Regions from separate parts of the Homo sapiens genome. Here region 2 is linked to region 1. The links are chromatin contacts, found by Hi-C or POLR2A ChIA-PET in ENCODE. All regions are on one chromosome and are shown on one strand. Each heading gives the region's core, a stretch centred on a gene start or an enhancer-like site at or near the end of the contact. The rest is flanking DNA. Distances are from core to core; before and after follow the strand shown. Region 1 holds the start of PRKCE (protein kinase C epsilon). Region 2 holds the start of MSH6 (mutS homolog 6).

Region 1 (2,700 bases), core at 107-2,606:
AGGGCGCGCCCCATTTTCCCGCAGCCCGGACGGCGGCTGTCAGCGCGCTGATCAGTGCCGAAGTCCCCCAAAGGGGCACCGATAAGGACCAGCGCAAACAGGAACAGTCACTTTGCAAAAAATAAGCAGACCACAAACCAAGCCGGGGCTCTACCGAGCTTTCACTTGTCAACAAGTTCTCGCAGCCTGCGAAGTCCAGGACAGATCCCAAAGGGGAGAATGTCCCCAAAGAAAGGCAAGAGAGAAGAACAGAGTTTAAAACTTCACCCGAGCCATGCTTGTCCCTCCCCCTTCCCCCTCCCCCACCGCCGTGGATCACAGCGTCCCGGGACAGAGTGACAGATGGGCCAGAACTCCGCAGACTGCTCCTGCCCGCCGCGGCCCGAGTGGGGGTGGGCAAGGGAAGGGTCCCGAGGCCTCTAGGGCAACAGGGCCCCCTCCACTCCCCCATCCCCGGCTCTAAAAGACAGTGTTGGCCGCAGGGTCCCCGAGAGATACGCGGCCCGGCGGGGCCCATCCATGGCCATCCACGGCCCCCGGCACGCGCATCCAGCCCAGCGCCGCCGCACCCCGGGGTCCCGCGCGGGGTCCCCGCCCCCCGGCTGACCCGCCCGCCGCTGCGACCCCGGGCAGCCTCGCCAGCTCTCCACCGTTGTCTCCTCGGCTCACTTTTTCCGTATTGCTCCCCCAACCGGCAAAACTTTCTATTTCCCCAAACACTGCCGTGCGCGCGCGCGCGTGCACACACACACACTCACACACACACACTCACACACACTGACGTCTTTTGCGCATTTCCTGCATTAGAGGGAGGGAGACTCGCTCGCACACCGACAGAGGGAGAGGAGACCGCGGGGGAGCGCGGGCTGGCGGGCGGCGAGCGAGCGGCAGCCGAGAGCGGGGACGCGGGGAGCGCGGAGGGCGGGCGCCGGCGCCCAGGAGGTGGGGCCGCGCTGAGTCGCAGTCCCTGCCCCGCCGCCGCGCTGCGCACCGCCCGGTGCTGGCCTGCGCCCCCGAGCCGGATCGGCGGCCGCCCGGACTCCGAGCCCGCGCGGATGTGAGATTCCGGGCTCCTGGCGCCTCCCGATCGCCGGCTCCGGCGCGGCGCTGCTTCGCCCAGGAGGCGGCGGCCCCGGCTGGCCGTGGGGCTTGTGGATTTTTAAAAATTTGGCTCCGAGGAGGACCATTTCCTCTCGACATGCATCCCTCCGGATAGACTGAACATCCCTCCGTTCACCCCCCCGCCCCGCGCGGTCAGAGGCAGGCGCTGAGTGTGCGAAGAGGATCCGGGTTGAAATCTGCGCCCCCGGTTCTCGTCCCCGCCCCGTCCCACCGCCCCATCCCCCTCCCGGAGTCGAAATTTCCCGGGATTATGTTTCGGAAAGGTAGGTAAGCGCCGGGCGCGGCGCCCGCTTTCCCGCAGTCCGGAGCCGGAGAGCCAGCGAGGCGGCGAGGCAGCCCCCGCGGCTTGCAGCGGAGCCGACAGCTCGTCTTCTCTTCTGGAGGTGCAGCTGGTGGTCGGGGGGAGAGACTTGCTCCAAACACGGACATCCCCCAGCTCTCCCCCCTCCCTGTTTTCCGTTAGGAACCCGGCGAGGAAATACATGCACTGGCTGAGAATCGCCCGCGCCAGGGCGCAACGCCACAAGGTGTAGGGAGTGTGCGGGGTGGGGCGAAAGGGGACCCAAGAGTCCCTGTGGCTCGGAGTGCCGGGCCGTCGGTTCTTCATTCCTGCCCTCGGGGCAGACGGAGTGACCCCGGCCCCCACTCCCCGCCCCGACCATGGTAGTGTTCAATGGCCTTCTTAAGATCAAAATCTGCGAGGCCGTGAGCTTGAAGCCCACAGCCTGGTCGCTGCGCCATGCGGTGGGACCCCGGCCGCAGACTTTCCTTCTCGACCCCTACATTGCCCTCAATGTGGACGACTCGCGCATCGGCCAAACGGCCACCAAGCAGAAGACCAACAGCCCGGCCTGGCACGACGAGTTCGTCACCGATGTGTGCAACGGACGCAAGATCGAGCTGGCTGTCTTTCACGATGCCCCCATAGGCTACGACGACTTCGTGGCCAACTGCACCATCCAGTTTGAGGAGCTGCTGCAGAACGGGAGCCGCCACTTCGAGGACTGGGTGAGTGCGGCGCCTCCCCGTCATTCCGGGAACCCGGTTGTGGGGTCCCGGGGAAAGACTCGCTGGTCTTGATCGTAGGGCTCCGGGACTTATTGACGACTGGGGTGTGTGTGCCTGTAAGTCTCAGTTTCCTTGGGGAGGTACACTTCACTTCATAGTTGGGGAGAAACAGGCATTGGCGAGGAAGATGAGACTTGGAAAGAGGATGTGGCCCTCTGCTCCCTCTGTGCCCTCCAGTTGGTGGGTGCTGCGGGAGGTTTGCAAACTGGGAGAGCCTGGGCCACTGGTGCTGAAGGTTGGCCGAGGACCCGGCTTTCTTCCGCAGGCGCGTGGTGGGCTGGCTGTGTGTGATTGTGTGTGGGTGGGTCCCTCCGTCCTTGGAAAGGCACGTGGAGCCTTTGACTGAAGGCTTCTTGCACGTCCTGGCTTTGTCCTGCTTAGCCGAGCGAGGAGTTGCTTTATTTTTCCCTCCGAGAGGAAGCTGGCTTGTTTCTATTCTCTTGCATGGTGGTTAGCTCATCTTCTGACATACAAGTAGAAAAAATGTGTTCTCCTCCAGGATGTCTCCTC
Region 2 (2,700 bases), core at 133-2,632, 2.1 Mb after region 1:
GTGCTGGGACTACAGGCGTGAGCCACTGCGCCCGGCCCCCGCCTTTTTTTTTTAGATTGATTTTATTACTTGCCTAGCAAAGGAGAACCTTCTGGCAGAACAGTCTCCAAGAACAAGGCAAACAACTAATTTTACATAGGTTTTTACCAATGTACAGCTGTTGATTGTGACTGGTTTCCGGCAATCTGGATTTCACAATCTGGATAAGGGGACAAACAATTGTCTGTCTTCCACTATCTTTCTTGAATTTGAATAGAACCTTTTTATTCTCATAGCCTCTTAGCTTTCTTTCTTTTTTTTTTGAGACGGAGTTTCGCTCTTGTCGCCCAGGCTGGAGTGCAGTGGCGCGACCTTGGCTCACTGCAAACGCTGCCTCCCAGGTTCAAGTTATTCTCCTGCCTCAGCCTCCCAAGTAGCTGGGATTACAGGCGCATGCCACCACGCCCGGCTAATTTTTGGATTTTTAGTAGAGACGGGGGTTTCACCATGTTGACTAGGCTGGTCTTCAACGCCTGACCTCAGGTGATCCGCCCGCCTCGGCATCCCAAAGTGCTGGGATTACAGGCGTGAGCCACTGCGCCCGGCCTCTCATAGTCTCTTAGCTTTCTAAAATTTGAAAAATCCTGTAAAGACACACCTGGGTCAAAGGGCTCAGATAACGGACTGTGGCCCTTAAGTACTTACGTCACAGGTTATTGAGAGGATCGATTTAGTTACCAGATGTAAAATGCTGGGATCAGTGCCTGGCAAAGGAAAACTTTGTACAGCTGCAGGCTTTCACCATACACAACAGCATCGCTAACGAATGCTATTACAATATTCATTTAGCGTTTACCAAGTGCCTACTCTATACAAATCTTGAGAATACAACGTGAAGGTGAACTGCTGACTAAAGTTTGGTCCCTTTCGCTCCGTCTCCTTGCGAAAATGCTCTAACGGCAGGAGGTCACGCGAGCGCTGGACGCGTTTCTCCCCGCGAGCCCCTTTCCGAGGCCTTTCGGGTCCCCCCGGTTATCCCCGCCCGGGCGGTGCGCGCCCCCGCTGTTCCCGCTTCCGCTCCAGAGAGGCAGGGCTTTCCGAGCCTGCTAGCCCCGCGGCCGCAACTAACCCCGGGTCGGAGTGTTCCGGCCCGGCCAGCCCCGCGGCGTGAGGGAAGGGGAGCTCAGCAGTTCCCCGCGCGGGGCCCAGGCGTCGGCGGCAGGGCGGGCCCCTCACCGCCAGCGTGCCAGCCCCGCCCCTACCCACCAGTGTGCCAGCCCCGCCCTTCCCCACGTCGCCGCGCGCCCGGGGGCGGGGCCTGGCGCGCACCGCCCGCGCACGGCGAGGCGCCTGTTGATTGGCCACTGGGGCCCGGGTTCCTCCGGCGGAGCGCGCCTCCCCCCAGATTTCCCGCCAGCAGGAGCCGCGCGGTAGATGCGGTGCTTTTAGGAGCTCCGTCCGACAGAACGGTTGGGCCTTGCCGGCTGTCGGTATGTCGCGACAGAGCACCCTGTACAGCTTCTTCCCCAAGTCTCCGGCGCTGAGTGATGCCAACAAGGCCTCGGCCAGGGCCTCACGCGAAGGCGGCCGTGCCGCCGCTGCCCCCGGGGCCTCTCCTTCCCCAGGCGGGGATGCGGCCTGGAGCGAGGCTGGGCCTGGGCCCAGGCCCTTGGCGCGCTCCGCGTCACCGCCCAAGGCGAAGAACCTCAACGGAGGGCTGCGGAGATCGGTAGCGCCTGCTGCCCCCACCAGGTAGCGGGGTGGGGGTGGGGTCGAAGGCGGGGGCATAGCGGCGGGGCGCTTGGAACCCGGCGAGGGGAGGCTCGCACAGGGGGTTGGGGGGGTGCACGGCCTGGCCCTGGGCTCGGAGGAGGCGGGGCCGCAGAGTTGGCTTGAATGAGTGCAGGGGTCGAGTCTGGAGCATTTGGGGGTGTAGCTTGTAAACAGGGTCGGAGGAGAGAGGCTGTGCAGGAAGAGGGCTGCAGGGGAGACGCGGAGAGTTCGGGCCTTTTGGAGGGAGGAGACGCGTCCCGCCAGGTGGGGGTGCTGGGCTAAGGAAGGGGCGACGCGCGCAGCTCCGGGTGGGGAGGGGGCCTGGGAGGTGGGAGCACTGGGGGTGGGGCGAGAAGGGGAAGGCGCCCGGCCCACTTGGTGGGCGGGGCGGGGGGCGGGGTGGCGGGAAGGAGGAATGCCTGCGGGAGGCCGAACGGGGAGAGTCCGGTGGTGTGGGGTGCGAAAGGAGGTTCCTCGGCCGGCGCGGAGATAGTGAGTTGGGGCTCCAGTAGTCGATCGAGGTAGACACTTAGAGGTAGTTAAGAGCCGCGGTCGCCGAGACGCCTTGGGGACGGTGGGCCTTCGGCCTAGGTGAGGGGCCGCCGAGGGGGTGGGCCACGAGCTGCGAGCGCGGGGGGGTGTGTCACCATGGGGACCGCGGGGCCTAATTGGGCGGGGCGGGGCCGTGGGGAGCCGAAGTGCTGGGATCCGGCTGGGTCCTTCGGTAGGTAGGCTGCACGTGCACCGAGACGAAGATAGAATATTTTGACGTATGTGGAAATTCGTGTCGAGTGGAAAATATTTTATTTTATGAAATAGTGTAATTTTTATGGGGCACCACTGGGCTTTTAGAGGCCTTAATCGGGCGCTGGACAAAGATGTGTGGACGTGAGTGACTCCGGGGAAGCCTGTCGGGAGTTGTCCTCACTTTATGGGCAGTTAAGTGCT

Evidence for each region. Hi-C counts contacts between places; a loop is a spot of excess contacts on that map. ChIA-PET counts read pairs that join two places held with the same protein, here RNA polymerase II (POLR2A). Pooled maps may share reads with other maps.
Region 2: a map of CD4-positive, alpha-beta memory T cell shows a loop between it and region 1 (12-fold over the local background). The contact joins the promoter of MSH6 here to the promoter of PRKCE in region 1. A Hi-C loop is called at or near these places in 1 of 168 maps with a recorded cell type or tissue (CD4-positive, alpha-beta memory T cell) and 8 of 50 pooled maps. POLR2A ChIA-PET finds 5 or more read pairs at or near these places in 1 of 52 experiments (activated T-cell).

What each region holds. Positions count from the first base shown.
Region 1 is chr2:45,650,319-45,653,018 of GRCh38, forward strand. PRKCE (protein kinase C epsilon) reads left to right here and starts at 1,357. Exons shown (of 15, transcript NM_005400.3): 1 at 1,357-2,130. The coding sequence starts at 1,783. LOC102724965 (a long non-coding RNA gene) reads right to left here and starts at 897. Exons shown (of 2, transcript XR_005647119.2): 1 at 1-897. RefSeq lists silencers at 517-616, 787-1,256 and enhancers at 632-926, 1,415-2,035.
Region 2 is chr2:47,781,763-47,784,462 of GRCh38, forward strand. It overlaps MSH6 (mutS homolog 6), which reads left to right and starts at 1,383. Exons shown (of 10, transcript NM_000179.3): 1 at 1,383-1,731. The coding sequence starts at 1,472. RefSeq lists an enhancer at 756-825 and silencers at 956-1,435, 1,716-1,875, 2,076-2,165.